Regions from separate parts of the Homo sapiens genome. Here region 1 is linked to region 2. A link is a loop called in an ENCODE intact Hi-C map of the cell type or tissue named here. Cell type or tissue: PC-9. All regions are shown on one strand. Links, peaks and the distances in the headings refer to the core of each region. The heading gives the core; the rest is flanking DNA.

Region 1 (15,634 bases), core at 4,161-8,160, 170 kb after region 2:
TTTAGTCAAACACAGTGCCCTCCATTGTGGCCACATGGGAGACCCATAACCCAATACTGCATCCTGGGCTGATGACAGCACTGCATCTGACCAGACATGGGATTGACCCGGGGTGGGCAAGCGGAGTGAACAGGATCAGCCAGAGTTCTCTCATGGCATTCATTGTATGGAGACTGGTAGGGACAAGGTCCTTTCCAGTTTTGGACCCCAAGCTGTAAGGAGACAGTTTGGGCCTGCTATTTGGCATCTTTCCTGGCACCTGGAGAGAGTGTACCATTTAGGATGCTTCCGGCTGCAGCAATAAGGACACGTTATCTTACATGATTTAAAGCCTGAAAACAAGCAGTTTAGATAGTTTAACAGCTCAACAGTGTCACTGGGGCTCTTTCCATTTTTCTGTTTCTTTATCCTCGGCTTACTGACCTAGTCCTCACGTTGGTTCTCATGGTTGCCAGAAGGCTGCTGCTGCCTGAGAAGCAGAAATATCAGTCAAATTAGAAGGGAAGGTGGAATTCCAGAGATATTGTAAATATAGAACTGGCAGCTGTGCTCTTCATGGGCAGGGCGTGTGTCATATTCTGTACTTATTTTGTGACCTCCACAAATAAGTATCTAGTGTTCAGCATCTAATGGCTGCAGAATAAATAATGAATGAATGAAGCGATCCTGAGTGGAGAGGAGAGTGGCACGTGCAAATATTTTCCAAGTTACCTGCCAGGCCAGGCCAGACTGGGACAAATGGACGTATCCAGAGGGCACTTGGGTGGTTGGGAAAGAGTTAAAATGAGGAAAGATGTTTCAGGAGAAAGAAGAAATGCCAGTTCCTGAGGGGGTATTGTGCCCTTGTCCTCCTCTCTTGGGGAGGAGAAGGCTCCCGAGAAGACAGAGCTGACAGTCAATTAGGAACTGAGGGTTCACAGCCCAGCTTCTTCACCACCAGCCCAAGTCTAAAGAAACTCACAAATCTGCTAGTGAGTCACCACCTCCCTCTCCTCTGAGCAACTGTAAGATACCTAGTAGTAGCCCTGCCCTATCCTGGAATTAGCCAGAACGTCCTCATGTAGCCTACCAAGACCGCTTCTGGCCCTGTAATCACCAGTGTGCATTTGAATTCTGACTCCACTATATATCAGATGTATGGGTTTGGGTCAGTTACCCAATCTCATTAAGTTACTGTTTTCTTATCTGTAAAACCCTGTATCTCATGTAGATAATGTATTCCCTGCTTAGCACAGTCCCTGCACAGAATGTGTAGTCAGCTATGATGGTGCTGGTGGTGGCAGCAGCAGTGGCAGCTTTCAAAGGCTGATCTGCTCTCAAGCTCGAGACAACACATGAATGAAAATAATAGCTTTGTGCTAGAAATGCTCTTTGGGAGTTGAGGCTGGCATGTTCTGCGGGTCCAACTACAGGAAAGATGAAATTTAAGAATGGAAAACCAGGAGATTCAAAATAGAATGTGTGCATTGTGTGTAAATAGTAGAAGAAATGGGTGAGTATCAACTAAGAAGTTTAAAGAAAGCCCAGTGAAGTTGTGTTAAGGAATCTGGGACTCAAGAAAACTGGAGGGACTCAGGAGCAGCCACTTCCTATCCCAGGATCCACAAGAAGGTCCCCCACAGTAGCTTTTTAAGCTTTGGAGTCACAAGTGTGCATTTAAATTCTGACTCCATCATTGGGAGTCCCCATTTCTGACTCCTCATGGGGAAAGAGGCCGGTTTTACAAATATCTCTTTTAAGAGCCAAGGAAACGCCATCAGTGTTCTTTCCATATATCATCAACTTAAATTTGCAAAGACTTCTTTATCCCTGAAGCAGTCACCACTGGCCGACAGGCTGCAGTAACCAAGTCTGGTGCAGATAAACAGAGCCCATCCTGGGAGCTGGAGTGCATGGATGTCGGAGGGTCATGTTTTCCAAACTGTGGAAGAAAAAACAAAAAGCTATGTTCTTCCAGGAGGTATTTAGAACGGAGCTTGAGTTTGGGATTCAGATGCCTGGGCCTGTGTAGTTCACTTGTGGGGCACCCCAGCAGGGGCCTCCTAATGGAAAATGCATCCTGAGAGAAGGAGTTAATTATAAGCTTAGCTACACCTCAGAATTTCAGGGTCAGAGTGGGAAAGTGGGTCTAAATAGGCCAGAATCTGTCACTAGGAGCTGCTCTCAAGCCAGCTTCCATGGCGTCATGGAGCTTAAGGGAGAAAAGGCGCTCTGAGTAAAGAGAATGAGCAGTTTCAGTAACATTAGAGGGACACATTGTACTAAGCATCCTTGCTCTGGGCTTCATCTAACAAACAATATATTATACTTCATTACCAGGCAACCTGGGCACCATTTGGACTGCAGGGCATCAGAGGCAGCAATGATAGGAAAAGAAGGTGCCCAGTGGAAGACAGTGCCCCAGGGACTCCAAGAAACACTGAGAGGAGGGGTTGGGCAGATCCGAGACCCTTGCTTAGTACACAGGGAAAGGAGCTGCGAAATATGAATGTTGCCTATAAATGTGACAGGCTTCTGGGGAAGTTGGGGTTTCTTACATTTTAGAGAGAGGAGGGTGATCCTTGGCCAGCTCCTTGTCTCACAGCTTAAGAGAACTCGCTGGAAGGAGCCTTCACCTCCTCAAATCCTGCTGTGTTTGTACCCATAAGATTAGCATACAAGTTCCTTTGCATTTGCATGATGTGTTCACTTTCATTTTCTCACAAACTGTAAGGTTTTTGTAAGGTTGTTGTAAGTTTATTGGAGCAGATACTACATCCCCATTTTAGAGGAGGAAACAGATTCAGAGAGGTAAGCTACTTACAAAGGTCACACAGCTAAAAGGTGCTGGGATCAGGACTCTGACCACTTGACACTTCTAACTCCAGATTTTCTTTCTGACCATATTGGGAGCCCTCCATAACATCTACCATTTACCAGGTCTTCTGATTAATATGCCTGTTTCCTTCCTACTAAAATACTCTTGACAAGGCAGTGGTTATTTTGCTCTCACGGAGGCAATAGCCCCCTCTGTGTTCTTTTTTTTTTTTTTTTTTTTTTTTTGAGATGGAGTCTCGCTCTGTCGCCCAGGCTGGAGTGCAGTGGCACGATCTTGGCTCACTGCAAGCTCTGCCTCCCAGGTTCACACCATTCTCCTGCCTCAGCCTCCCAAGTAGCTGGGACTACAGGCGCCTGCCACCACGCCCGGCTAATTTTTTGTATTTTTAGTAGAGATGGGGTTTCACCGTGTTAGCCAGGTTGTTCTCAATCTCCTGACCTCGTGATCCACCCACCTCGGCCTCCCAAAGTGCTGGGATTACAGGTGTGAGCCACCGCGCCCGGCCCCTCTGTATTCTTTCGAGCATTCTTGTTGCTTTGTTTGCTTCCTGAGTCTATGCACCATGATTGGAGGAGGGCTGCCTCTCATCCCAGGAAACCCACGTACAGATGTTAGGCTTCCTCCATGCAGACAATCAGGGGTATAGAAATATGGAGTGTTTAACCATCTGGTTTTCAGCAGTGAGGTGGAAATCAAAACCATTTGAGCAAATGAGTGTCCTAGGGGAAGTGGAATGAAGAATTGAGCTTCAGTGGCTGCTGAGACATAAGCCATCCCTAGCGGACTTGGCTGAGGCAGACTATGTTGTTTATAGAGGAACCGGCTCATTGTCCTCTGGCCCTGGCCACAGCAATCGAGGGAGGGGCACATTTTTTGGCCCTTGAATGAACAATGCTTTTTCCTTCCTTTGTTGAGGGGTCTAGGTCTGTGGTCCTTACTTATTGTTTAAAAAAAGAAAAAACAAACCTCTGAGTAAATATTGGGAAGGTGAAGGGTGGAGGGGATGGTTTTCTGAGATTCTTTCCAACACTGAAGGGCTATATCTCACTAGTAAAAACAAGAGGACCCTCACCCTCACCCTGTAACTTGTTGCTACCTGAAGGTGTCTGTTCGCTTACCTACCTGTGTGCTCCTGCCCAGCAAGCCCGGCCTGCCCTGCCCTGGCCATTGGCCTTGCTGAGCTGCTTCTCAGTGCCCTGGAGGCATTCACACCTGGCCTGAGATAAGTCTGCCCTTTTTGAAGGTGAGTGCGGCTCCCTGGAATGTGTGGTATCCCAGCAAATAGCAAGATTAGAGGTGCCCATTTTGACTGGGAGCTGGACAGCTGCCCAAGTTCTAGAAAACCAGCAGTGCTGAAACAACAATTGGCTCAGGGCCTCAGGGGAGCCGGCCTGGGAAACCATCTCCTGTCCCAGGGCAAGAGAACATTTGTTACAGATTTTTTAAAGATTTACTTCATTTATTATGTGTAGGTTGTTTTGACATTTTTAGGCATAAGCCATAAAGGTAACTAGAGTTAGATTTGTGTGATTATTTGGGTTTCATACCAATGTTAGAGTTATTACAGAGGTTGATATGGAGATTCAACAAAGCATAGTTCAAATGTGCTATGTGCCGCATAAAATGTCACGCCCTTGTGTCTGGAATTTACTGAGAGTCATTTGAGATGTGGTCAAATTCTTGAGCTCTCCATTTCCAGGGCATTGCAGACTCCCCCAAGTAGGTTTCTAGGTGGTCTAGCTGCTAATTCTGGCCCCGTAAGCTTGGGTGGTCTGAGAAGTGATCAAAGCGGTGCCCGTGCACCACAGCCACACCTCACTGGAAGACAAAAGAGAACCCTAGAACAGCCCAGGACTAGACCTTCGGAGACTTAGGGAAGAAATGACCGTGGTGCACCTCCTTAGCTGGCAGATGTCCGTCGCTAAGGGCATAGTTGAAGCTGACTTCGGTGTTTTCTTCATCCAGTAGTGGGGTCCTTCAGGCTGTGTGCCAGGTACTGAGCTGGCAATCTCGTCTCTGTACCAACTGGTGTGTCCTCCTGTCTTTGTGAAGGGAAGGTACACGCAGTGCCCTGGGACAGCCCCTCCTTCTTGCGGAGGAGCCGTCATTACAACAATCGTGTTCTGAGACTAGGAGCAACGGCCCTTAGTGTCTGTAATCTGCTGTTTGTCTCACCTTTATTTCGTTCCTTTGTTAGTGGTAATTAATTACCAAAGTGATCCAAGAGGCCATCTTCTTCTTTTAGGAGAAAGACAGGGCTGGAGACCAGTTTGCTGATAGTGACCCCAAACCAGAAAGTTCATTGGGCCTGCACCTCCAGGTAAGCCAGTAAAATTCTGGGCTGGTTTCTAGAGGAGTGATGCGACTTCCAGCTCAGTGGTTCTCAGACTTTGAGATTTTACGAGAAAAATTGCAAAGTGAATTTGGAGGACTGACTTAGATGTCACTCTTCCGGACATTCCCAATCCTACACTCATTACTATTATTTCAGAAAAGATAAGACCTTTAATTCCAGAAAAGGAGGAAGGACACAATCTCAATAAAGTACAGTCCCATAAATCAATCAAATTCAGGGTTACGATCAGTTTATGATATTATTTTTATTTTTCTCAGTCTGATGGGCTGATTTGTCTTGAAGTCTGGTGGACAAATATTACCTGTGTTTGTGAATCATAGCTCTGTGTGACTCAGCAGAGACACAAATGAGGAAAAAAATCCAGTGAGATTTTTGAAGAGACAAATGAAAGGCTGTTTTGGCTTAGCAAAAACGCTTGGATAGCTTCTTTAGCCAGAAACTGCTAGAGAGAGTCTTTGGGTTAAGAAAGCTCTTCTTACTTGAGTTAACCTAGAGTCCTGAGAATGATGGCCTTAAACCCCTAAACCAGGAGGGAACCTGTTGGCAGGCATTGCTTATATCCTTTCAGAGGACATAACTTTCAGAGTTTGTCCATTGGTGGGATTATTTGTCAAGACTCAACAGGATGAAAGATGAATACTTACCTACCTACTGCCAATTGCCTACCACATATCTTGGTAGCATTTGAGTCATCAGAATTCTGGGTGGGGATTCCTCCCTCAATTCTGGAAAGGAATCCTGAACCACACCTTGACCTCACATTCCTGGTGGTAGGTTTGGTTTAGGAAAAAAGAATATCTAGGTGAAGTTACATTTGTTTTGTGAAGGCAAGAGAGACACTTCATTTTATGCAAGAGATACTTCATTTTAGCCCCTGAATGCTTGGGGTTAAGAGGAAGCCAATGATGTCCAATCAACACCTGATGAACCTGAGGCATTTTTTCCACGGGGCATTTAAGCAAGCTGTAGGCATAGTCAGTAGGATTCTCAATTCTTAAGTTTGGAGGTTGGGATTTCTGTTGAATGCAGACTCCAGGTGTGAGGAAGGAAATTCAGATGCATGCTACGATATGAATGAACCTTGAAGACATTATGCCAAGTGAAATAAGCCAGTCACAAAAAGACAAACACTGTATGATTTCACTCCTATGAAGTGCCTAGAGTAGTCACAATTATAGACAGAAAGTAGAACGGTAGCTTCCAAAGGCTGGAGGGGGAGAGGGAATGAGGAGTTATTGGTTAATGGCTACAGTTTCAGTTTTGCAAGATGAAAAGAGTTGTGGAGATAGATGGTGGTGACAACTGCACAACAGTGTGAATGTACTTAAAGCCACTGAACTGTACACTTACCAATGGTTATAATGAGCCAGGCACAGTAGTGTGCACCTGTAATCCCAGCTACTTGGGAGGTGGAGATGGGAGGATCACTTGAGCCCAGGAGTTCAAGGCTGCCGTGAGCTGTGATCACACCACTACAATCTAGCCTGGGCAACAGAGGGAGACCCTGTCTCAAAGACAAACAAACAAACAACCCAGCCTGGGCAACATAACAAGATCCTGTCTTTTAATAAAAGCAGTTAAGATGGTAAATTTTATGTTATTTGTATTTTATGTGTATTTATCTGTATTTTATCACAATTAAAAATAAAAATAAATCCAGATGTGGGTGGTGACCATAGGGTAGGTGGCAAGCATTCAGAGGCTGGATGCAGTGGCTCACACTTGTAATCCCAGCAGTTTGGGAGGTTGTGAAGGGAGGATTGCATGAGCCCAGGAGTTTGAAACTCACCTGGGCAACATAGTGAGACCCCATCTCTACAAAAAATTTAAAAACTTACAAATTAGCCAAGTGTGGTGGAGCACTTGTAGTCCCAGCTACTTGGGAGGCTGAGGGCTGAGGTGGGAGGATCACTTGAGCCTGGGAGGTTGAGGCTGCAGTGAGCTGTGATTGCACCACTACGTTACAGCCTGGGCGACAAAGTTTTGAGACCCTGTTTCAAAAAACAAAAACCAAACCAACCAAATAAAAAACAAAGAAGGCATTCAGAGGTAGAACGTTCTGAGAATAACAGAGCTGGGGTAGAGGGGGAGGCTGGGAGCCAGAAGCGTTAAATCTTCTGTCACTAAGGGGAATGACTGGGAGGCTGTAGAAGACAGCCAGGAGGAGAGGAGGCGTGGTATTTTGGGGCACATAAGGGGAGCAGGGTTTGCAAAGGGGCTGGGGAGGGGCGATGGTCTAGATGTTGTGATGGGGGCTGAGGAGGACTCCCATCCACCTAGGCATAGGAAATGAGAGAAGGAGCTACACGGGTTGAGAGGTGGCAGGAGAAATTGTCTTTGGGGGACATTCAAGTTTTGGTTAAGACAAGGAGCAAAGCAGAATCCGAGGAGAGACAGAGTATCAAGATGCCCCAGGGCTCAGTGGGAGCAAAGTGGGGTGGTGACTGTAGAGCCTTTGAAGCAATAGGGAATTTGAGTTCAAAAGAATCATGTGACTTTCTAGCCTCAATATTTGGGTGCTGGGGGTTTGAGCATGGGCATTTGAGACTTGATGGGATGTGTCACTGTCCCTGGAAGCAGGATCAGAGCTTGGGCCTAGTGGTGTTCTGCTTTGAGGGTTGGCATTAGAGGGGACTTAGAAGTTGTGGTGAATTTTGTGGTCCCAGAGGGCTGAAGATGAGCCTCCAGAGGGGCCACCACTCCTAATCCCATGCCCCTGCCAAATATCCCAACCTGAGCATGATGCCGTCTCCCATTGAGCTCGGACATGCACTTAGACCCCACCGCAACATAATTCCTCAGAGGGCCAAACTAGAAATTGATTTACCGGCCCTGACTTAGGACAACATACTCATTTCATGGACAAGGAAACTAAGGTTAAGTGGGGACACGCGTTGGGCGCGGTGGCTCACACCTGTACTCCCAGCACTTTGGGAGGCCGAGGCGGGCAGATCACGAGGTCAGGAGATTGAGACCATCCTGGCTAACACGGTGAAACCCCGTCTCTACTAAAAATACAAAAAATTAACCAGGCATGGTGGTGGGTGCGTGTAGTCCCAGCTACTCGGGAGGCTGAGGCAGGAGAATGGCATGAACCCGGGAGGCAGAGCTTGCAGTGAGCCGAGATCATGCCACTGAACTCCAGCCTGGGCGACAGAGCGATACTCCGTCTCAAAAAAAAAAAAAGAGAGAGATCAAATGATTGGCACAGGCCAGGCTAGGGCCCACATTCCCATTTCCTGTTTTCCACACCACTGTGGAATGTCTGCTAGCTCAGGACTTCAGTGGGGCATTGATGAAGGGCTGAGCACTCCCATGAACTGCTCTAAAAGGGTTAGCCATAGAGAAGCAGGTATGAAACAATTCATGAGAGAAGAAAGGGTGGGAATGAGATAGGGAGGGAAGGAATGAGGAAGAAGTGAGCCACGTGGAAACCCAAGCAGGATGTATGCCTTCTGATTTCTACTGAAGCTGTAGAAAGGGCCAGGCAGGGCAACTACCTTTTCTTCCCCATTCTCAGAGAGATCAGAGGCCCTATGGTATGCGGGTGGACCAGTTCAGCCTCCAGTACCAGGTCACTCTGAAAAAGGGATTAAAAGGAAAGCCACCTGTCCATTAATACTGGAGAAAACACTGACAATGGTCTGGACTGGGAGAAGCCAGTCCTCCTGGCTGGAGACATGAAAACCATGAAATTAAATTCCAGAGCTCTGACAGAAGCCTGTATGGCTTTGTGTGGTCTCTGACAAGCTACATTTTTTTTTTTCAATTTTTAAAAAGGACTCAAAATATAAGGACTTCAATGACGGGACAGCTATTCATCTTTCCCCATCTCATAGTGCTGTGGGATAATTAAGGAATCAAAGAGACCAAGGGATTGAGGAGGATACTTATTATTTATTATTTAGGTGCACTGGCCCAGTCAGATTAACATCCAAAAAGACTGAGCCCGAACAAATAGTCTGGTTACCTTTTAAGCATTTTATGGGGCAGGGGGAGATCTGTGCAGGGGGAAGCATATTACAGAAGCGAGAAACAAAGACAGTTATTCAATTAAGACATGCATTACATCATTTCTTACTTTTCAAGGAAAAAACATGTTTTACAACTTGAGTTTATCTGCCTAGTGACCTTGCAGCTGCAGAGCTAGAGAAACAGCGTCTTCACAATGCCTGGGAAAGGGAGAGAAAAGGCTCACTGGCCACAGAAAAACAAGCAGTTAATTTTTAAAGGACTTCAGCTCTTTCTCTTCCTCAGGGGGAATTGGGTTTTCTTACATACAATGAATTTTTGCTTACACGTTCTTTAATTTCTTTTAATTCCTTTTCCAGTAGAACTGGACCTGAGGCAGCTAGGAATAGGATGCATGTTTCTGACCCTGGCCAGGATCAGAAAGAAGGAAACCTCTCCTGAGGGTCTTCAGCAGTGGAAGAGGGCAGTCAGGACAGGGACAGTGAGGAAACGTTACATCGCTAAAAAGGGCTACTTATGCGTATTCTATGCGTGGTTGAAAATAAACAGCACTGTGTCTGGAATGAATTTGTAAAGTCTTCGGTGCCTTCTAACTCTGAGTAGTCACTAGGTCTCTCGGATTTCTGAAAAGTACTAGTCAGTGACAAGAAACATCCCTGTGTTTATTTAGTTTAATCCAAATCCTATAGAACTCACCGCAGGGATGCAGAGCCATAGGGAGTGTAATATCTTGGAACCATCCTAATGCCTGATCCCTGGGGCTAGGTGGATCTGACCCCTCCCCCTCCACCCAATCTCTCTCTCTTCCATTCGCCTTCCAAATTCATTTGAGTTCAAATGTATCTGATTAAATAATCCCAGGGAAAACTGTAGAAAGCTCTAGAATTTGGGGTTCAGGTACCCTGGAATAATCCTGGATTCCTTTGTATCCATCTGCAAACGCTGGGTACACTGTGTACCCCCGTCCAGGGGTCATGCCTCGCAGCCTCTTTCTTCTAAGGAGCTAGAGGCTTCCAAGCTCATGCCCTGACCGTGTGTTACGGGCTGAATTGTGTCTCCTTCCCCTACAAATGTGTATGTTGAAATCTTTGCCCTTAATACCTCAGATGTGACTGTATTTGGGGAGAAAGTCTTTAAACAGGTAATTGAGGGTGGGCCCTAATCTAGTCTTACTGGTGTTCTTATAAGAAGAGGAGATTAGGACACAGATACGTACAAAGGGAAGACCATGTGAAGACATAGGAGAAGCCATCTGCAAGCCAAGGAGAGAGGCCTCAGAAGAAAGCATCCCTGCCAGTGACTTGATCCAGCTTCTAGAACTGTGAGGAAATGAGTTTCTGTTGTTGAAGCCAACCAGTGTATGGTTCTTTGCTATGGCAGCCCTGGCAAGCTCACACACCATGCGTCTTACTGTGTTTGTGTTGCTGTAAAGGAATACCTGAGGGGGTGGGGGTAACGTATAAAGAAAACAGATCTTTTGGCTCACGGTTTTGCAGGCTGTACAAGAAGCATGGTGCTGGCATCTGCTTCTGGTGAGGGCCTCAGGCCGCTTCCATCCACAGTGGAAGGGGTAGGGGAGCTGGAGTGGGCAGGTCACATGGAGAGAGAGGAATTAAGAGAGGGGGTGGTGCCAGGCTCTTTTTTAACAATCAGATCTTGTGGCAGCTAATATTGATAGAACGAGAACTCACTCATCACTGTGGGGATGGCACCGAGCCGTTCATGAGGGATCCACCCCTATGACCCAAACACCTCCCACCAGGCCCCACCTCCAGTATTGGGGATCAAATCTCAGCATGAGGTTTGTGGGAACAAGTGTCTCAACTATAACACCATGTCTAGGAATGTTTCGTTAAGTGGGCAAAAGGGCTGTTAACCTGAAGGGAGCATTCTGTGGAAGGAGACAAGTCTTCCCTGACCCTCCTGATCTCCACTGAGTACCCACGTGATGTTCATCTCCACGAGTGTGACGGACATTACTGGAATGTTCAGGAAGATGATATGGAAAAGTCAGCATCAGAAGTATGCATCCTGGCTGGGCACAGTGGCTCATGCCTGTAATCCCAGCACATTGGGAAGCCCAGGCAGGCAGATCACCTGAGGTCAAGGGTTCGAGACCAGCCTGGCCAACATGGTGAAACACTGTCTCTACTAATAATACAAAAATGAGCCAGGCGTGGTGGTGGGTGCCTGTAATCCCAGCTACTCAGGAGGCTGAGGCAGAAGAATCACAAACCCAGGAGGCGGAGGTTGCAGTGAGCCAAGATCCCACACTGCACTCCAGCCTGGGCGACAGAGTGAGACTGTGTCTCAAAAAAAAAAAAAAAAAAAAAAAAAAGGTGGGCACCGTGGCTCACCTGTAATCCTAGCACTTTGGGAGGCCGAGGCGGGTGGATCACGAGATCAGGGGTTCAAGACCAGCCTGGCCAAGATGGTGAAACCCCGTCTCTACTAAAAATACAAAAAAAAAAAAAAGAAATTAGCCGGGCACGGTGGCAGGTGCCTGTAATCCCAGCTACTCGGGAGGCTGAGGCAGGAGAATCACTTGAACTCGGAGGGCGGAGGTTGCAGTGAGCCGAGATCACACCACTGCACTCCAGCCTGGGTGACAGAGTGAGACTCTGTCTCAAAAAAAAAAAAAAAGAAAAGAAAAGAAACATGCATCCTATTCCTAGCTGCCTCATGTCCAGTTCTATGAGATGGGAGTAGATGAATGGCTGTCCTGGTGTTGAAGTCCTTACATTTTACTTCTCTTTAAAAATGAAAACAAAAAAAAATGTCGCTTGTCAGACCACACAAAGCCACACAGGCTTATAACAGAGCTCAGGAATCTTCTGTCCTTTCCAGAGCAGGCACAGAGACACGTGGTCTTCAGCAGAGCCTATGGGGTTCAGATGATTCACATAAGAATAGAAGTTTCAGGGCTGGACCTGGGGAGGCAGCCTGAGCCTGAGCCGGCTGTCCTGAGCCTGAGTACTCTAGCTGCCTTGTCGTCATCGCATCTGGCTGCCATCCAGCGCCAGCACACAGTAATGAGTGGCCGAGCTTCCTCTGGGAGGGAGGAAACAGTTAAAATCTTGCAGCAGCTGCAATCATCTAGGCGTGGTTCTCTTGTCTGACTTGGGCTGCACAGATCCTGGGCCAAGGGACAGAAGAAAGACAGCCTAGGAGCAGAGCCTCCCAGATGGCTGAGTTGGATCTAATGGCTCCAGGGCCACTGCCCAGGGCCACTGCTCAGCCCCCAGCCCCTCTCAGCCCAGACTCTGGGTCACCCAGCCCAGATTCTGGGTCAGCCAGCCCAGTGGAAGAAGAGGACGTGGGCTCCTCGGAGAAGCTTGGCAGGGAGACGGAGGAACAGGACAGCGACTCTGCAGAGCAGGGGGATCCTGCTGGTGAGGGGAAAGAGGTCCTGTGTGACTTCTGCCTTGATGACACCAGAAGAGTGAAGGCAGTGAAGTCCTGTCTAACCTGCATGGTGAATTACTGTGAAGAGCACTTGCAGCCGCATCAGGTGAACATCAAACTGCAAAGCCACCTGCTGACCGAGCCAGTGAAGGACCACAACTGGCGATACTGCCCTGCCCACCACAGCCCACTGTCTGCCTTCTGCTGCCCTGATCAGCAGTGCATCTGCCAGGACTGTTGCCAGGAGCACAGTGGCCACACCATAGTCTCCCTGGATGCAGCCCGCAGGGACAAGGAGGTGAGTGCTTGGGGACCATTCATCCATTTGGGAGAGGGCGGTGGGGGATGGTGTGCCCAGCTGGCTGCAGCTGCTAGGTCCACTGACGCCACTACTATGCTCTGAGCATACCTGAAAAAGACTAGCTTCAGCGTCTGCCTGCTGGGTCAGTGTAAATATACATTGCACTTGGTTTTGGAAACTGTGTGGAGTAGGTTGCTCCGTCCCCATCTCTGTCCCACTGTCTCTGTGCGATCTCTGTCTGTGTCTGTCTCTCCTCCTTCTTGCTAGTTTCCTGCTGTGCCTTATACAGCTTTTGGTGATGTGTGTTTGGGTGGAGGGTGCAGAAGTTGTGGGGGCTTAGGGCGGTGATATGTCCCTGTGGCTGGATCTGCATGGCACATCCATTGTCAATTAATGAAATAAAACCTTGGCAGAAATTCAAGAGAAAAGAACAACTCTTTCTCCCAGTTTCTCTTTTTCTCAAACAAGAGACCAGTAGAATGGGCCCCTCTGGAGATAACAGGAAATCTAAGAGCTTGAAAAGTGCTAAGATAGCAGAGAATTTGAAACTTAGGTCCAGGTATAATGTCACAGGTGGCTTAGGGATAATAAAAGTTCCTCACCAGATGGAGGTATCAGGAGAGACTAAGAAACATCATGCTCATAGCCTGTCATTTTATTTCCATCGGATAAGGAAACTGTTTCTAGAACAAGTCGTTTTTCTTTGCCTAAAGCTAGATCCTGGAGAAGTTCCTGGAAATTGGTTTGGCACCTCATATGCTTTTTTCCTTCTACTTTGACTTTCAGCGAACACTTTTAGTTTTCAGTCGGGAAGTGTAGTTGACGTTTGCCCCACATTTCCTACATTAATCATCAAGGAAGTTCCCTGTTGACACTGAGTGCAGGTGGCAGACCTATGGCCATTTCTTGGCAAATGTTCCCTGGCATCAAAGGAAAGAGGTTTCTAGGAAAGGGGGTCTACTTGCCAGGGCCCCTCCTCTCTGCCAATCCCTAGACATAGATTTTAGCTGGTGCTAGTGGGATTGTTCTGGAAACCTCTGTATTCCAGATGCCAATGAGTCACTGTTTCCGGCCCGGGAAGCCACTTGCCAAACTGTTTCCAGTGTTCCCAGGGTAGGGAGTGTCCCATCAGGAGGACAGGTAGATCAAGAAATAGATCAAAGGAAAAAGCTCCTGTAGTTGAGGAAAATAGCCTTCACTGAGTATTGCCATGTGCTGAATGCTTTTTGTGGATTTTCTCACCCAATCTTCAAATAACTATGAAGTTATCTCATATCCTCATTATCTCCACCACACTTGTCCAAGCTCATAGTCGATTAAGTCACGGAGTGAGGAATGGAAGCCTCTGGAAAGCCATCCTACTGGAGGGACATGAAGAAAGGACACAAAAATCACAATATTATCCTCTTTTTTTGCACCAAAACCTGCCACACATATACAAGAATTTTATTATTTTTAACTGGAAAAGTGATGCATGAAGATGTTAAAAAATAATCTCCACCAGCCGGGCACGGTGACTGACACCTGTAATCCCAGCACTTTGGGAGGCCGAGGCAGGCAGATCATGAGGGCAGGAGATCGAGACCATCCTGGCTAACACGGTGAAACTCTGTCTCTACTAAAAATACAAAAAATTAGCTGGGTGTGGTGGCGGGCGACTGTAGTCCCAGCTGCTAGGGAGGCTGCAGTAGGAGAATCACTTGAACCTGGGAGGCGGAGGTTGCAGTGAGCCGAGATCGTGCCACTTCACTCCAGCCTGGTGACAGAGCGAGACTCCATCTCAAATAATAATAATAATCTCCATCAAACAGTGCAATCAATTTTACTAGGAAAGGAGGGTCTCCAGTCCATCCCAGATCACCAAACCTCCGTTTTCTCCTCGAAGGCTAATACTGTCTACACTTTCTTATTTCCTTGCAGAAATGTTCTATGCCTGTACCAACAGAGATACAATATAAATTTTAAAAACAGGGCACCTAATGTATTAGAGAGATGTGGGGTAATTGCAATTCCAAGCAGGAGGAGTTGTGTAGAGCACGCGCAGAACTCTGAATTCAGACATCCTAGGAGAGAAGTGTATAAGGTAAAATGAGGACAACTGAGGAATGGGCTTGAGGGCAGTTTGGGGCTGAAAAGCAACATGGCTTTAGGTACAGTGCTAAAACCCCATTCCCCAGACCCCTCTGCTTTCTGGTCTGCTTAAAAGAGCTCTTGTCCTTTCTGTGTCCTTGTCCTGTGTCCTTGTTTTCAGCTCGGAGAGCAAGTTTACTCTGTAAGTGTAGCCACACTCTAGGTGGCTTGTCCAAATCTTAGAAGCCAAAAGGTTTCTTGCAGGGAGCCCAGGAGACCAGCCTAGAAGACACAGTACCTTGACGAGGCTAAAGCCTCCACCAGGATGATTTTGAAAGTCATCAGACATAACTAAGGCTCCGGAAGCCCAGTAGTCCCTTCAGCTAGCCCAGGCCTGCTAGAGTTACTCGCTGAAGGTCACTTTGGGTCATGCGAAGGGCTAATTACTCGGACAGGCATGCTGTGTATAGGAAACTGCAAACAGCAGGGTCAGCCATGAAGACACAAAGTGGCTGAGATCCTGCTTAGGATCCACAGAATGACTAATTTCTCAGTTAACCAAGTGAACCCTTTTTGAAGCTCCTATGGTTTCTAGCCATATCAGTGGGCAGACACTGTGTGCTTTGAGAGGTGGGTGTTCTTTGATTATCTTTTCTCTCCTGCTGAGCTTCCAGAGCCCAGCTATTTTTCATGGGGACCTCAGCACTTCCCT
Region 2 (15,634 bases), core at 1,176-5,175:
CCTCTCCCTTTCTCTGATGTACTGTGTTGTCGATTCAGTAACTCAGGCTTAACAGCACAGGAGCTCATGCCTTCAAGAAACTTCCGTAACATACGTGTCTTCTCTGCAGGTCTCTCTCAGCCTCCCTGCGCTTAGGGACAGTGGACAGCACTGCAGCACTGCAGCACTGCACTTGGGGCCATTTTAAACAGCGAAGTCACCAAAACCACGCAAAAAAATGCTAAAAGCACAGTACTAAACAGACCATGGAAAAGACATATGTACAGTATGAGAAGGTAAAGTGTCTGTCTGACCTCAGTGGGGAGCATAAGCACTGGATGACTCAACGTTTTCACTTCTCTGTGCATGTCCAAAAATGACAAAAATGACTCAGTGGAAGTACTCTGCCTGTTGATTTGGGGGTTAAAATACATTTGAGCAGCTGGGCGCAGTGGCTCATGCCTGTAATCTCAGCACTTTGGGAGGCCAAGGCGGGTGGATCACCTGAGGTTGGGAGTTCAAGACCAGCCTGACCAACATGGAGAAACTCCGTCTCTACTAAAAAAATACAAAATTAGCCGGGCATGGTGGCGCATGCCTGTAATCCCAGCTACTCGGGAGGCTGAGGCAGGATAACCTCCGGTGAGCCAAGATTGCACCATTGCACTCCAGCCTGGGCAACAAGAGCAAAACTCCATCTAAAAAAAAAAGAAATTTTTAGCAAGCAGGTGAATTCACAAATGTGCAATCTGTGAATCTGTGAATAAGGAGGATCAACTGCACGGTGTGGGGAACTTCTCAGGCAACTGACCAGGCTATTCTTAGTAATGATTGGTGTGACCTAAATGCTTTGCCCATTAAACCTTTTTTTTTTTTTTTTTTTGAGGCAGAGTTTCACTCTGTTGCCCAGGCTAGAGCGCAATGGTGTGATCTCAGCTCACTGCAACCTTCACCTCCTGGGTTCATGTGATTCTCCTGCCTCAGCCTCCTAAGTAGCTGGGATTACAGGCACCCGCCACCTCACCTGGCTAATTTTTGTATTTTTAATAGAGACAAGGTTTCATCATGTTGGCCAAGTTGGTCTCAAACTCTTGACCTCAGGTGATCCACCCACCTCGACCTCCCAAAGTGCTAAGATTACAGGCGTGAGCCACCACACCTGGCCATGTCCATTAAGTCTTTTGTCACAAAAGCGAAGCACATTAGATGTGATAATTTGATAAGGCTCATTTGGACAAAGCAGGCAACGTTTAATCCCTTTTAAAAATTTCTTTTCCCAAGTCAAAGTAAACAATGAGCTCATAAGCCACATAATGATGCCTCTTCAGCAACTAAGTGGCCAACATCTGTAAGTTACTTGATATCCTACCATCAATGGCACACATGCAGGAATTGTTTTCTTCCTTAGACCAAGAGCACACATTTTTCATCCACTCTGACACCTATCATCCAACTCTATCAGCTCCAAGAGACAACACATTGTCAATGCTTGGTGACAACACAGTGTCAATGCTTGGCAAGGTATTTCTTCTGAATAACCCATTCCTACCCCACAGAATGTCCTTAGGAAAAGTCCCTGTGAACTCTCACACAGTCACAGCTGAAGTGTCCCAACTTGTGGCCTCCAAGCCGATCAGGCTGCTCAGAGACAGTGGCAGCAGCATGGCTCACACACAGCACATCTAGCACAGACAAGAAACATTTGTGGCTGGGTACAGTGATTCACATCTGTAATCCCAGTGCTCTGGGAGACTGATTTGGGACAATCGCTTGAGCCCACAAGTTTGAGGCTGTGGTGAGTATGGTCATACCACTGCACTCCAGTCTGGGAAACAGACTGAGACCCTCTCTCTAAAACAACAACAAACAACAAAGCATTTGCTATTTTTCACAGTCACTTATGTTACTTACTCTTTTCTTCTGTTATCCAGTTTTCAACTTAGTTTAAGAGATTAATGATTGTTTCTTAGGTGACATTCTTCCCGGGAGATTATAGCACACTCAAATGAAAGACTCTTCATAAACCCCAGCCAACACACGGTCAAAAACCTTCCCACAGTCACCCACTGCTGCTGGGTTCTTTAGTGTCCTACTCACTTCCAATCCACATTTCACCTGGGCTTGACCCCACTTATTTTTTAGCTCACTGATAAGTTGAGTACTGTGTAACTTGATAACCCAGTGCTGTTCCACCTGATCTTCCAGTGCAAACATGGTTTCTTTCATGTCTTTGATCTCTGCATCACTCTCTGATGATGCTTCTTGCAGCTTTAGGCTGGTTCTGTTTAGCTGTTCTGCTTGGTGATTACACATCTCCTTCAGGTATGAATAATCTTTTTCCACTTAAAATAAAAGGAAAGTTCCCTGGTCAGTTTAACAACAAAGTTCCCGCAGCGATCAGTCCACTACAAGCCAAAGCCCCATCATGACACAATATACCCATGTAACAAACCTGTACACGAACCCCCTCAATCTAAAATAATACATCACAAAAAACCCCTGGCAAGTCAGCAGCAGGCTCATGGACACAGTGGCAAAGACGCCTTTGGCATGTGCTGTTTCTTGCATTATTAGCCTCAGAAACAGCCGAGGCCACGAACAGTCAGAGAAACATGATGTATGCTTCCAAATGGCTGGATTCTGTACCCCTTCCTACAAGCGAAAGGGAAATCTGCACGCATTTAAATATTCCTCTTTCCTGCAGCTGGGGGAGCAGTGCTTCCCTGGGAGGCACTGGCCCTGTACCAAGAGGGCTGCCTGGTGTGGCCGCCCCACCGCACATCAGCTATGGGGTGGCGCCCTCTGCTGCTGAGCTGTGAACAACGCCCCTGAAGCAAGGCTGATCTTCAATCTCCTTAGCCATAAGATACTTAGCAGTAAGTTACAATGTTTCTTTAGAGAAATACACTATGAACCTGATAGAGAACCACAGTGGAAGGCACAGAGCACTGAAACATACACATACCAGAAGCAGAAAAGTGGCACAGTACAGTCCTTCCACCTGTTCAATTTTTGATTGTTAATATTCTAAATATACAGGAAACTACCAAGAATAATGATAAACAGGTACTCAGACTTAACAATAGTTAAATTTTGCCACATTTGCAAAATCTTTTTATTCTAGGAAGAATTTTTTAAAGCTTCAATGTACCCTCCCACCTCAGAGAGTAATAAGCATTATCCTAAAATTGCTATGTGGTCATCCCTTGAATGGTTTTTCACTTTTACTATATATGTATGTATCCATGATAATGCCTAGTATTGTTCTGGGTGTTTTGAGTGTTTTACACAATGTTATATATACTATATTGTGCTTTTAGAGTGTCGGGTTTGTAACATGGTAATATGCTCTATCCCTCACCATCTATGCTTATTATGCCCTTGCACCTTGCTTTTAGCTGTGTTTTCAAAATGTATCCATACTGGTACACATCCTGCTAGGTGGCTACTTTAGTTGCTGCATAGTATTCCACTGTCTTCAGAAGAAACTATCAACAGAGTAAACAGACAACCTATAGAATGGGAGAAAATATACATTGTTAAGGTATATATTAACAAAGGGAAGCCAGGCAGGTGGCTCAGGACTGTAAACCCAGCCCTTTGGGAGGCCGAGGTGAGTGGATCACCTGAGGTCAGGAGTTCGACACCAGCCTGGTCAACATGGTGAAAACTCCGTCTCTACTAAAAAATACAAAAAATTGGCCAGGCACGGTGTCTCACGCCTGTAATCCCAGCACTTTAGGAGGCCGAGGCAGGTGGATCACTTGGTCAGGAGATCGAGACCATCCTGGCCAACAGGGTGAAACCCTGTCTCTATCAAAAATACAAAAATTAGCTGGGCGTGGTGGCATGTGCCTATAATCCCAGCTACTTGGGAGGCTGAGGCAGGAGAATCACTTGAACCAGGGAGTCAGAAGTTGCAGTGAGCCGAGATTGCGCCACTGTACTCCAGCCTGGTGACAGAGTGAGACTCTGTCTTAAAAAACAAAAAACAAAAAATTAGCCAGGTGTGGTACCAGGCGCCTGTAACCCCAGCTACTTGGGAGGCTGAGGCAGGAGTATCGCTTGCACCCTGGAGGTGGAGGCTGCAGTGAGCCATTGCACTCCAGCCTGGGCAACAAGAGTGAAACTCCATCTAAAATAAATAAATAAAAATAAAAAGGAACGCAGCAAGAAGATATAACAATTATAAATTTATATAAACCTAATAGCAGGATCCCAAAGTATATTTTTAAAAATTGACAGAATGAAAGGGAGAAATACTCTTACACTAATACTAGGACATTTCAATACTTCACTTTCAATAATAGAACAACCAGACAGATCAATAAGAAAATACAGGACTTGAACAACACTACAAACCAACTGGACACAACAGACACATACACAACACTCCACCCCACAACAGGAGAATACACATTCCTCTCAAGTGCACATGGTACGTTCTCCAGGATAGACCACATGTTAGGCCACAAAACAAACCTTAACACATTCTTAAAAATTTAAAATAATTCAAAGTATCTTTTCTGATCACAATGTTATAAAACTACAAATCAATAACAGAAGGAGAACTGGAAAATTCACACATGTGGAAATTAAACACACTCTTTCTCAACTGGTCAAAGAAGAAATGACAAGGGAAATTTGAAAATATCTTGAGACAAAGGAAAATGAAAAGGCAACATGCCAAAAGTTATGGGATACAATAAAACAATGTGAAGAGGGAAGTTTATGTAAACGCATACACTGAAAAAGAAGAAACATAACCAGATCATAACCTAATTATACACCTTGAGGAAATAGAAAAGGAAGAGCAAACCAAACCCAAAGCTAGCAGATGGAAATAATGATTACAGCAGAGATAAACAACATACAGATGGAAAAACAATAGAGAAAATCAACAAAACCAAAAGCTAGCTCTTTAAAAGATCAACAAAATTAGCAACACATTAGCTAGACTAATAAAAAGACTCAAATTATCAAAATCAGAAATGAAATTTGTTAAGAAAAAGAGAAAACTCAAACTATCAAAATCAGAAAGGAAATTTACTAAGAAAAAGAGAGAAGACTCAAATTATTAAAATCAGAAGTGAAATTGGAAACAGTATTACTTATTTTATGAAAATAAAAAAGATTATAAGAGAATACTATGAACAGCAGTATACCAATAAATTTTATAACCTGGATAAAATGGGCATATTCCTAGAAACACACAATCTACCAAAACTGACACATTAAGAAACAGAAAATCTGAATAGACCTACAACTGGTGAGGAAGTGAGGAGACTGAATCAGTAATAAGAAACCTACTGGCCGGGTGTGGTGGCTCACACCTTTAATCCTAGCACTTTGGGAGGCCGAGGCGGGCAGATCACTTGAGGTCGGGAGTTCAAGACCAGCCTGACCAACATGGAGAAACCCTGTCTCTACTAAAAATACAAAAATTAGCCAGGTGTGGTGGCACATGCCTGTAATCCCAGCTACTCAAGAGGTTGAGGCATGAGAATCGCTTGAACCCGGGAGGCAGAGGTTGCAGTGAGCCGAGATTGTACCATTGGACTCCACCCTGGGCAACAAGAGCAAAACTTTGTCAAAAAAAAAAAAAAAAAAAAAAACAATGACAAGCACAAGACCAGATTGCTTTACTAGTGAACCCCACCAAAACATTTAAAGAATCAACTCTAATTCTTCTCAAACTCTTCCCAAAAATCAAAGAGGAGGGAACACTTCCTAACTCATTCTATAAAGTCAGCATTACACTGATACCAAAGCCCAATGAAGCCATCACAAAAAAGAAAATTACAGACCAATATGCCTTAAGTATTTAGATGCAAAAATTCTCAATAAAATATTAGCAAAGTGAACCCAACAGCATATCAAAGAAATTATTCACCATAACCAAGTGGAATTTATTCCTGGAGTGCAAAGATGGTTCAACATAAAAAAAACAATCAGTAAAATGCACCACATTAAAAAAATTAAAAGGCCAGGCATGGTGGCTCATGCCTGTAATCCCAGCACTTTGGGAGGCTGAGGCGGGTGGATCATGAGGTCAGGAGATCAAGACCATCCTGGCTAACATGGTGAAACCCCATCTCCACTAAAAATACAAAAAATTAGCCGGGTGTGGTGGCGGGTGCCTGTAGTCCCAGCTACCTGGGAGGCTGAGGCAGGAGAATCGCTCAAACCCAGGAGGCAGAGGTTGCAGTGAGCCGAGATTGCACCACTGCACTCCAGCCTGGGTGACAGAGTGAGACTCCATCTCAAAAAAAAAAGGAAAAAAATTACAGAAAAAACTATGTTCATCTCAGTTGATGCAGAAAAAACAATTTAAAAAATCCAATACTTTTTCATGATAAAAACACAAGAAACTAGGGTAGAAAGTAACTTCCCTATCATGATAAAGGCCATATTTGAGAATCCCACAGCTAACAACATTCTCAGTGGTGAAAGAGTGAAAGCTTTCCCCTAAGATCAGGAACAAGATCAGGATGCACACATGTCACTTCTCTTCAACATAGCCAGAGCACTTATGCAAGAAAAAGAAATAAAGATATAAACATTGGAAAGGAGAGCATAAGAATATCTCTGTTCACAGACAACATAATCTTCTATGTAAAAAACACTAACAATTCCACTCAATGGGGAAAAGGACAGTCTCTTCAACAAATTACGCTGGAAAAACTGGCTATCCATGTGCGTGAATGAAGCTGAATCCTTATCTGACACCATATACAAAAATTAACTCAAAATGGGCTACAGGCTAAAACTATAAATGTTTTAAAAGAAAACACAGGAGAAAAATCTCCATCAACTGAATTTGGAAATGATACTTTGGATATGGCAACAAAGGCACAGACAATGAAAGAAAAAAATTAGATAAATTGAACTTCATGAAAATTATAACTTGTTTTAATTTTAATAGGACCAAAGGATACTACTGAGAGAGTAAAAAGACAAGTCACAGAATAGAAGCAAATATTTGCAAATATTAAAACTCAACAGTAAGTAGTGTGCAAAATGAAATTAAGGGCTGTAAAAAACAATACTGAATAGGCAAAGTACTTGAGAGTTGTTAGTTGGCTCAAGAAATCTAGAGAGAAGTGGAAGTTCAAAGAACGTGGGTGGTGTTGTGTGTCTGGACTAGACCGTGGGCTTCCTGAGGCCAGGGACTCTGCCATATATACGCATGGTAGGCTCTCTGGCAGTATTTGTTGGGTGGATGCATAGGTGACTAGGACATTCCAACTGGAACGCAGGTTGGACCCATACCGCAAACAGTCTTCATTGCTAAGTAAGAGTATCCAGAATATATTAGTATCCAGAATATATTAATATAAAGAATGCTTATAACAGAATAACGAAAAGACAAATTTCAAGAGACATTTTACCATAAAAGACATATGACTGGACAACAAGCACATGAAAAGATGCTCAACATCATTTGTCACTAGGGAAATGCAAACCCAAACCACACTGAGATACCACCTCATACCCCCTGGGAAGGCTAGAGTGAGAAAGATGGTCAATAACAAGTGTCAGTGAAGATGTGGAGAAATCGGAACCCTCGTGCACGAAGTAAATTATAAAATAGTGCAGCTGCTCTGGAAAGCAGTTTGGCAGGTCCTTAAAATGCTAAATGTAGAATTATCATATGACCCAGTAATTCCACTTCTAGGTATCCATCTACTCAAGAGAAATGAAACATGTTCACCCAAAACTTGAACCCAAAAGTTCATGGAGGCATTATTAACAATCACAGTGACCAAAAAAGTAGAAACAACCCAAATGTCCATCCACCGATGACTGGAAAAGCCATATGACATATCCATAAAGTGGAATGTTACTTAGCCACAAAACTGAAGCAAGTACTGATACCTGCTACAACATGGACAGCCCTTGAAAACATTATGCCAAGTGGAAGAAGCTAGTCACAATACATCACATATTGTATGATTCCATTTATGGAAAATGTCCAAAACAGGCAAATCTATAGAGACAGATAATAAATTAGTGGTAGCCTAGGGTAGGGGAGGAATGAAGATTGACAAGGTTTCTTTTTGGGGTGATCAAAATTAGTTCTAAATTAGTTCTAAAAATATGTTCTAAAATTAGTTAGGGTGATTGTTGCATAACTGTGTAAATACACTAAAAAACAGACTTGTACACTTTACACAGGTGAACTTTATGGCATGGAAATTACATCTTAAGAAAACTGCTTACTCGAGGGGAGGCGAGAAGGGAGCAGTTGGTGGACAAAGAGGGAAAAAAGACTTTATTAATAATCTTTCAATACATTCTGAGTTTCAAATCATCTGACTATATTATCTATTCAAAAGCAAATCTAAAATCAAAGGATCAAACAAAATTAAAAACAGACTCCTAATTCTCCCCCAGTTTGGGCTGGGGAGTGGAGAAGGAGGGAGCTACCACCCACCCTGCCATAGTGTGAAGCAGTGGCTGAGTAAAGTCCGGCAGTGGATCCTATGTGACAAGGGCAGCCTTGGGGAGGCTCCAGGGCCCATTCATGGCCTGGAAGCCACCAAAGCCACCGGACCTGAGGGGGAGATAATGCCCGACTGACCTGATGGCAGATGCCCAACTGATCAGAGAAGCTGTCCATGCCCTTCCTCCTCTACTGCTATCTCAACCTACATAAAATCCCAGAACCCCCATCAAGCCCAAAGAGGAGCATGAAAACCCTAAGACTGACACCAGCCAGGTGGAGTAGAAGCTTGAGGGAGAAGCTCCATTAACAGAAAGGGAAGAAAGGGAATTCCTCTCTGACACTAGCTCTGTGGGCTGGGCTCACACCCTGGACTACCGCAGACTGGGATGTAGCACGGAGACTCTTTCCTGCACCCTGAGACCAGAGAGCAGCCAAGGAGGGTGATTCTCAGAGCTCTCTACTTGTGCCTCCTCACACACTTGGCCGGTTAACAGGTGTTGCACCAAGAAAGAGCTCTGTGGTCAATTAGCTTGAAAAATGCTGGGTTAAAGAAAGTCAAAAAATTTTTTTAACTGCAGGACTTCTCAGAGCCTTTTCTTGTGACTCTTCAAGAGGGAGTCTGGCAGGTTCAAAGCACTTTTGTGTTTTTGAGGGATATCTAATAGGAAAGACAGTCTTCTTCATTTTACAGCTGAGGGGAAGTGGCTCAGCCAAGGTCCCAGAGGGGGTCAATGAACAACTGGCCAGGGCTGATTTGGCAGCACCAGACAGCTTCTGCCACTGCCAGGTCACAGTTCTGGCTGGGTTCTGACTCGTGGTGCCAGAGCACTGGGCAATTTCATCCTGTGTCGAGGCAGCCTCTGGTCACTGCCTTATCCAGCTCGCTCAGAAACTGTATGTATTTGAGCCCCTGGTCGGGTACATGTCTGGGATATGGGTGGTGAGCACAAAAGATGATCAGAGAAAAGATTTGCTCCCCGCCTGGGGTGTGGGGACAGAGCAGCAGGGAAAGGCTGTGAATCTAGGCTGTCTCCGGGGTCCATCTGGCGGTGGGTTCCATCTGCACAGCGAGGCACCTGCAGTTTTCCCCTCAATCTGTTGAATGTAAATCAGCTGCAACCCCTCCCAGCCCCGTGCCTGCACCTCGGGTCTCAGGAGCCCAGGTGGGTGGCTGGGGTCTAGGCTCCTAGCATCCCATGAGGCACTGCCCACCAGTGCGCACAGAGCAGTGGAAGGCCTGCCTGGCCCTGGGATAAGGTATCAACTATGGGATGGCCCGAGTCTTCAAGATCTGGCCTTGGTCAAACCCTTGGTCCTGATCTCCTGCCCCCCCTCCGCCACACACCCAAGGCCAGCTCTCCAGCCTCCCAGCATCACTCAGGCCTTTCCTTTTTCCTGGACATACTTATTCATTGCCTGGTCAGCTCCTCCTGCTCCTCCTTCAAGGTTCCACTGAGGTGTCACCTCCTCCAGGAAGCCATCCCTGACTTCCCCAGCCCAAGTCAGGTGGTGTTCATTCTCTGTGTCTCGTTTGTCCTGTCCAACATCTAGCAGAGCACTTGAGAGGCTGAACCCCAGGGCCAGACAGCCTGGGTTTGACCCTGCTGCACACCAGCGGAAGGCCTTGGTAGCAATTTATGAAACTCCTCTGTGCCTCTGTGTTCTCTGTGTAAAAGTGGATGAGAACATTGCCCATCTCACAGGTGGTTATGAGCATGAAGTGAGGGAGCACAGTTACATTCTTAGAGCAGATTCTTGGCACACAGCAAGTCCTCAATACAGGCCGTGGAGGATGAACATTATGGCCCATATTGCACTGCATGGCAACTGCACTCCTCTGTCTTCCCCATCCTCTGAAACCTCCCAGGGGATGGGAAGCCCAGCAACTGTCAAAGGTGGAGTGAGAGGAACGTAAAAGCCAAAGAAAGCCCATGGGCCCTTAGGAAGAAACTGAAGGACAAGGAGGACGCGGGCAGGTGGAGAGGAAGGAGGGAGGCTCCGGGAAGCAGCTGGAGCAGGGTGATAGTGCACAGAGCAGGAGAGGAGATGCAAATGGTCAGGAAACACAGGAAAATGTCCAGTCTACCAAAAATCAGAAAAACAACTGAACAATGAAAAATTCCCAGCTCATAATTATAGAATAGTCCATACAAAGAAAAACACTAAAATGAAAATAAAGATAATATTTAAAAAATTTTTTGTGTAGCTGGCATTACATTGAGGACACAATTGGACCAGGACACATTATGGGACACAAATAAACAAAATTATGTCACCTCTTTCATAAACAGTATGTATCTCCTTTTTAATAAAGAGAGCTGGGGCCGGGCGTGGTGGCTCATGCCTGTAATTCCAGCACTTTGGGAGGCCGAGGTGGGCGGATCACGAGGTCAGGAGATCGAGACCATCCTGGTTAACACGTGAAAACCTGTCTCTACTAAAAATACAAAAAAAAAAACTTAGCCAGGCATGGTGGCGGGCGCCTGTAGTCCCAGCTACTTGGGAGGCTGAGGCAGGAGAATGGCGTGAACCCAGGAGGTGGAGCTTGCAGTGGGCCCAGATCGCACCACTGCACTCCAGCCTGGGCGACAGAGCGAGACTCTGTCTCAAAAATAAATAAATAAAACAGAGCTACAAATATTCTAAGCAAAATATTATATGAATGAAGTCACCTATGAAAATACAGTAGATCAATACTAAACGGAATATACACCAAAATGCAAGGTCCTTAACATTCAAAATGAATCGTGTAAGTCATCCCATTAGCAGAAAAATACAGGAGAAAATAGTAAGATCATTTAGCTGAAAAGTTTTTTAAAGCATTTAATAAACTTTAAAACTGAACCGCAAACACAAAAAAAACTTGAGTAAAATATAAAAAGAGGACTGGCCAGGCGCGATGGCTCACACCTGTAATCCCAGCACTTTGGGAGGCCGAGGAAGGCAGGTCACCTGAGGTCGGGAGTTCGAGACCAGCCTGACCAACATGGAGAAACCCCATCTCTACTAAAAATACAAAATTAGCCGAGCGTGGTGGCACATGCCTGTAATCCCAGCTACTCGGGGGGCTGAGGCAGGAGAATCGCTTGAACCCGGGAGGCGGAGGTTGCGGTGAGCCAAGGTCGTGCCATTGCACTCCAGCCTGGATAACAAGAGCGAAACTCTGTCTCAAAAAAATTAAAAATAATAAAAAAAAGAAGGCAACTTCCAGCCGGGCATGGTGGCTCACACTTGTAATCCCAGCACTTTGGGAGGCAGAGGCGGGGGGATCACCTGAGGTCAGGAATTCAAGACCAGCCTGGCCAACATGGTGAAACCCCGTCTCTACTAAAAATACAAAAATTAGCCAGGCATGGTGGTGGGTGCCTGTAATCCCAGTTACTCAGGAAGCTGAGGCAGGAGAATCACTTGAACCTGGGAGGTGGAGGTTGCAGTGAGCTGAGATCGAGCCATTGCACTCCAGCCTGGGTGACAAGAGTGAGACTCCTTCCCAAAAAAAAAAAAAAGTTGGTTTATAAATATTAATATACTTAATAAACCACTAGTGAAACTAATTAAGGCAAAGAGAAAAGACACAAAAGATCACTATCAGGAACCAAAACAGAAGCCTGCTCTATAGAGTAGTGTATTATTAAGACACTAGGAGGGTTCTGTGAAATACTTAGGACTAGAAGTTTGACAACAGAGATTCAAATAACATTACATTGAAAAATAAACTTCCTAGGCCGAACATGGTGGCTCACGACTGTAATCCCAGCACTTTGGGAGGGTGAGGTGGGTGGATCACCTGAGGCCAGGAGTTTGAGACCAGCCTGGCCAACATGCCGAAACCCCATCTCTACTAAAAAATACAGGCGGGCACGGTGGCTCACACCTGTAATCCCAGCACTTTGGGAGGCTGAGGCAGGTGGATCACGAGGTCAGGAGTTCGAGATCAGCCTGGCCAACATAGTGAAACCCCATGTGTACTAGAAACACAAAAATTAGGCTGAGGCTGGAGAAATCCGGGAGGCGGAAGTTGCAGTGAGCCGAGATCGTGCCACTGCACTCTAGCCTGGGAGAGCGAGATTCTGTCCCCCCAAAAATAAAAATAAAAATAAAAATAAACTTAGTAAAATGGGCACAGAAATAACATAAAACAAGAAAACTCCTACATATACCAAAGGATTTGAATTATTAGAAGTCAAACCAGCCAACAAAAATACTGTTCCACATGGAAAATTCCATACCTAGTCTAAAGACATATTCCAAATATTTAAGGAAGAAAACACCTAAATTTCTCAGACTCTTCTAAAGAGAAGAAATACAGGAAATATTTTTCAGTTTGTTTTGTGAAGCCAGCATTACGTTGGCACCACAATCTGAACAGGACATTAGAAAAAAAATTATACGCCCTCTCTTTCATTAACAGAAATACAAATATTCTAAAAAAAAAAACATATGAATTAAACCACATATGAAAATGTAACACATGGATACCAAGTGGGATATACTAAAAAAGTCAGGATTGGTTAACATCCAAAAATAGCTCATGTAAAATATCCTATTTGCAGAAAAATAGAAAAGCATATGATTTACAGTATATGTAAATATACTGTACAGCAAGAAAGAAATGTTAAATAAAATTAAGGTACAATGACCAGACTAAGAAACAACTATCTGCACTAGAAATGACCCCGTAAAGGATTAATTTATAGAATACCTTTTTAAATTCTTCAAATCAACGTAAGAACACAAATGACCCAACAGAAAAGCCAGCACTGAAAATGAAGACAAAGACGCAAAGGCCAATAAATATTCACAAAACTTCGCTTCACTAACTTATTTCCAGTTCCAGATGACAGAAGGCCCTCAGGGACCCAGAAGGCAGGACCACAGGGAGGTGACAGCGCCAGCAGCAGGAGGGCAGGCCTCTGCCTTGTCCCAAGCGGGGCCACAGCTCCTGGCGGGCTGCGGGGGCCGGGAAGCCAGAGCAGCCTGGCGCTCCTGGCCCCTGCACACGCTTCCCTCCCTCCACCCCGTTCCTCTCTCTCTCTCTGTGCCTTGGGCCCCGTGGGATGCGCTCACATCCAGACTCACCAGGCCCGAGACATTGGGAGAATGGAGAAGTGCTTGCGAGCCGAAAGTCCTCCAGGAACACGTGAAGGACGCTTCCTCTGCACCTGGGACACCCTTCCCTGATGTTGGCCTCAAGGCAGGCGCGCCGCACACGCTTCCGGTCCATGACGACCACAGCGCAGAGAAGCACGCGAGCCCAACCTCCACGAAAAGAAAATGGCAGAATGGGCCTTCGCCTCCCTTTTACAGTGGCTGTACGCAACTGCTGTACTTGTAAGCTTGGTTCTGATTGGGTGAGAAGGAACTTTTTTTGACAACTCTTATTGGATAATAGTCTCCATCTCTGACTGGATAATCTTCACTAATCGGAGTTGGAGACTTATCCAATCTGTGTTGTAGTACAGAGTCTGCTCTCATCCTATCAGAAAGAGGCTTCCAGGATATGTCATTTGAATACAGTCATTGTGAAAGGGAGGCAAAGATCTGCACCTGCCATGGCGGTTGGGCTCACGTGCTCCTCTGCATTGGAGTTAGCCAAGGAGCGTGTGCAGAACACTTGCCTCGTAGGCCAGCCGTAAGGAAGGATGTCCCAGGTGCAGGCGAGGTTTTGTTCATGTGTTCCTGGAGGATTTTTCCGGTGGCAAGTGCTTCTCCATCCTCCAGCATCTCAGGCCTGGTGAGTCTGGATGTGACCGCTTCCTATGGGGCCCCCAGGCACAGAAAGATGCAAAGGAGGGTGGATGGAAGGGGAACGTGGGCAGGGCCCAGAGAGCATCAGGTTGACTGTTTCACCAGGCACCCCTGCTCCGGTGCAAGGCAGAAGCCGGCCAGACGCCCACCCAGCGCCCCTCCTGGGCTCTGGCCCTGGCACCTAGACCCATCCCGCCATTCTCCGCAGCTCCACTGCCCGCAGGCAGGAGCTGCCGGCGTGGAATCTGCGGGCTGCAGTGAGCAGTGGAGGCAGTAGCCGCTGCTCCCTGGATTCCCGGGATGTTTTTCTTTGGCTTTTTTCTTTTTCTATTTTATTTTAGATTCAGAAGGTACACGTGCTTGTTTGTTATATGTATATCACATGCACAATGGGGGGGGGTGTGCTTCTAGCATACCCATCACCCAAATATTGGAGGTTGTACCCAGTAGGTACGTTTTCAACTCTTCCCCCCAACTTTTTGAGTCCCCATAGTGTATTCTCTCCATCTTCATGAGAACATGCAGTATTTGGCTGTTTCTGCATTCACGTAGGATAATGACCTTCAGCTGCATCTGTGTTGCTGCAAAGGACATGATTTTGTTCTTTTTTATGACTGCCTAGTACTTTGTGGTGTATATGCACCACATTTTCTTTATTTAATGAACCGTTGGTGGATACTTACCTTGGTTCCATGACCTTGCTGTTGTAAGTTATGCTGCGATAAACATGGGAGTGCAGTGCCTTTTTATATAATGATTTCTTTCCCTTTGGGTAGATACCCAGTAGTGGGATTGCTGGGTCGAAAGGTAGTTGTACTTTTAGTTCTTTGAGATACCTCCCTACTTTTTCCATAGAAGTTGAACTAATTGACATACCCACCAACAATGTATGAGCATTCCCATGTCTGGAAGAGTTTTCCCAGGTTTTCTCCCAGGATCTTTATAGTTTTAGGTCTTACATTTAGGCCTTTAATCCATCTTGAGTTAATTTTTGTACAGGTGAGTGAGAGGGGTCCAGTTTCATTCTTAGCATATGGTCAGCCACTATTCCCAGAACCACTTAGTGAATAGGGTGTCCTTTCCACGTTAAGTGTTTTGAAGAGCCATTGGCTGATTTTTTTCCTAGCATTATTTCTTGAGCAAAATCCTTCAGTAGAATGTTGATGAAAGTGGTCAAAGTGATTATTTATGTATTGTTTCCAATCTTATGGAGTAAACATTCTTTACCCACTAACTTAGTTGAGGATGTTTATCGTAGGTTTTCTTAGATGCACTTGACCAGATTGTGGAAGTACTCTTCAATTTCTAGTTTGGTTAGGGTTTTAATCATATGATGGATTTAGCCAAATGCTTTTTTTTCCTGTGTCAATCAGATTATCACATCCAAGTCTGGTGGTCAAACCTGTAGACGTGTATAGTCTTATTACACACTGGATAATGGGTCATTCTTATCTCTGC

Evidence for each region. A loop is a pair of places that touch in the nucleus more often than their neighbours do. Peaks named below come from ENCODE experiments on the same cell type or tissue, not always from the same donor. Only the 100,000 strongest peaks of a DNase experiment are listed, where the experiment ranks them.
Region 1: a loop joins it to region 2, with 3 times the contacts of the local background. A loop is called at or near these places in 1 of 110 quality-filtered maps.

What each region holds. Positions count from the first base shown.
Region 1 is chr17:15,648,306-15,663,939 of GRCh38, reverse strand. TRIM16 (tripartite motif containing 16) reads left to right here. Exons shown (of 12, transcript NM_001348119.1): 7 at 11,994-12,849. The coding sequence starts at 12,331. Among named protein-coding and RNA genes, the nearest start is that of TRIM16, 28 kb to the left of the region's middle. RefSeq lists enhancers at 3,977-4,479, 12,082-13,031. In PC-9, for the core only: no CTCF peak of the experiment used is centred there; DNase peaks (open chromatin) are centred at 4,439, 5,329 and 5,919; H3K4me3 peaks cover 1,273 bases; H3K27ac peaks cover 4,000 bases.
Region 2 is chr17:15,816,056-15,831,689 of GRCh38, reverse strand. LINC02087 (long intergenic non-protein coding RNA 2087) reads left to right here and starts at 13,948. Exons shown (of 3, transcript NR_110839.1): 1 at 13,948-14,162. It overlaps LOC105371557 (a long non-coding RNA gene), which reads left to right. Exons shown (of 4, transcript XR_934263.3): 4 at 110-178. It also overlaps the pseudogene SPECC1P1. RefSeq lists an enhancer at 2,601-2,895. In PC-9, for the core only: CTCF peaks have their summits at 2,609 and 2,809 (motif pointing left); no DNase peak of the experiment used is centred there.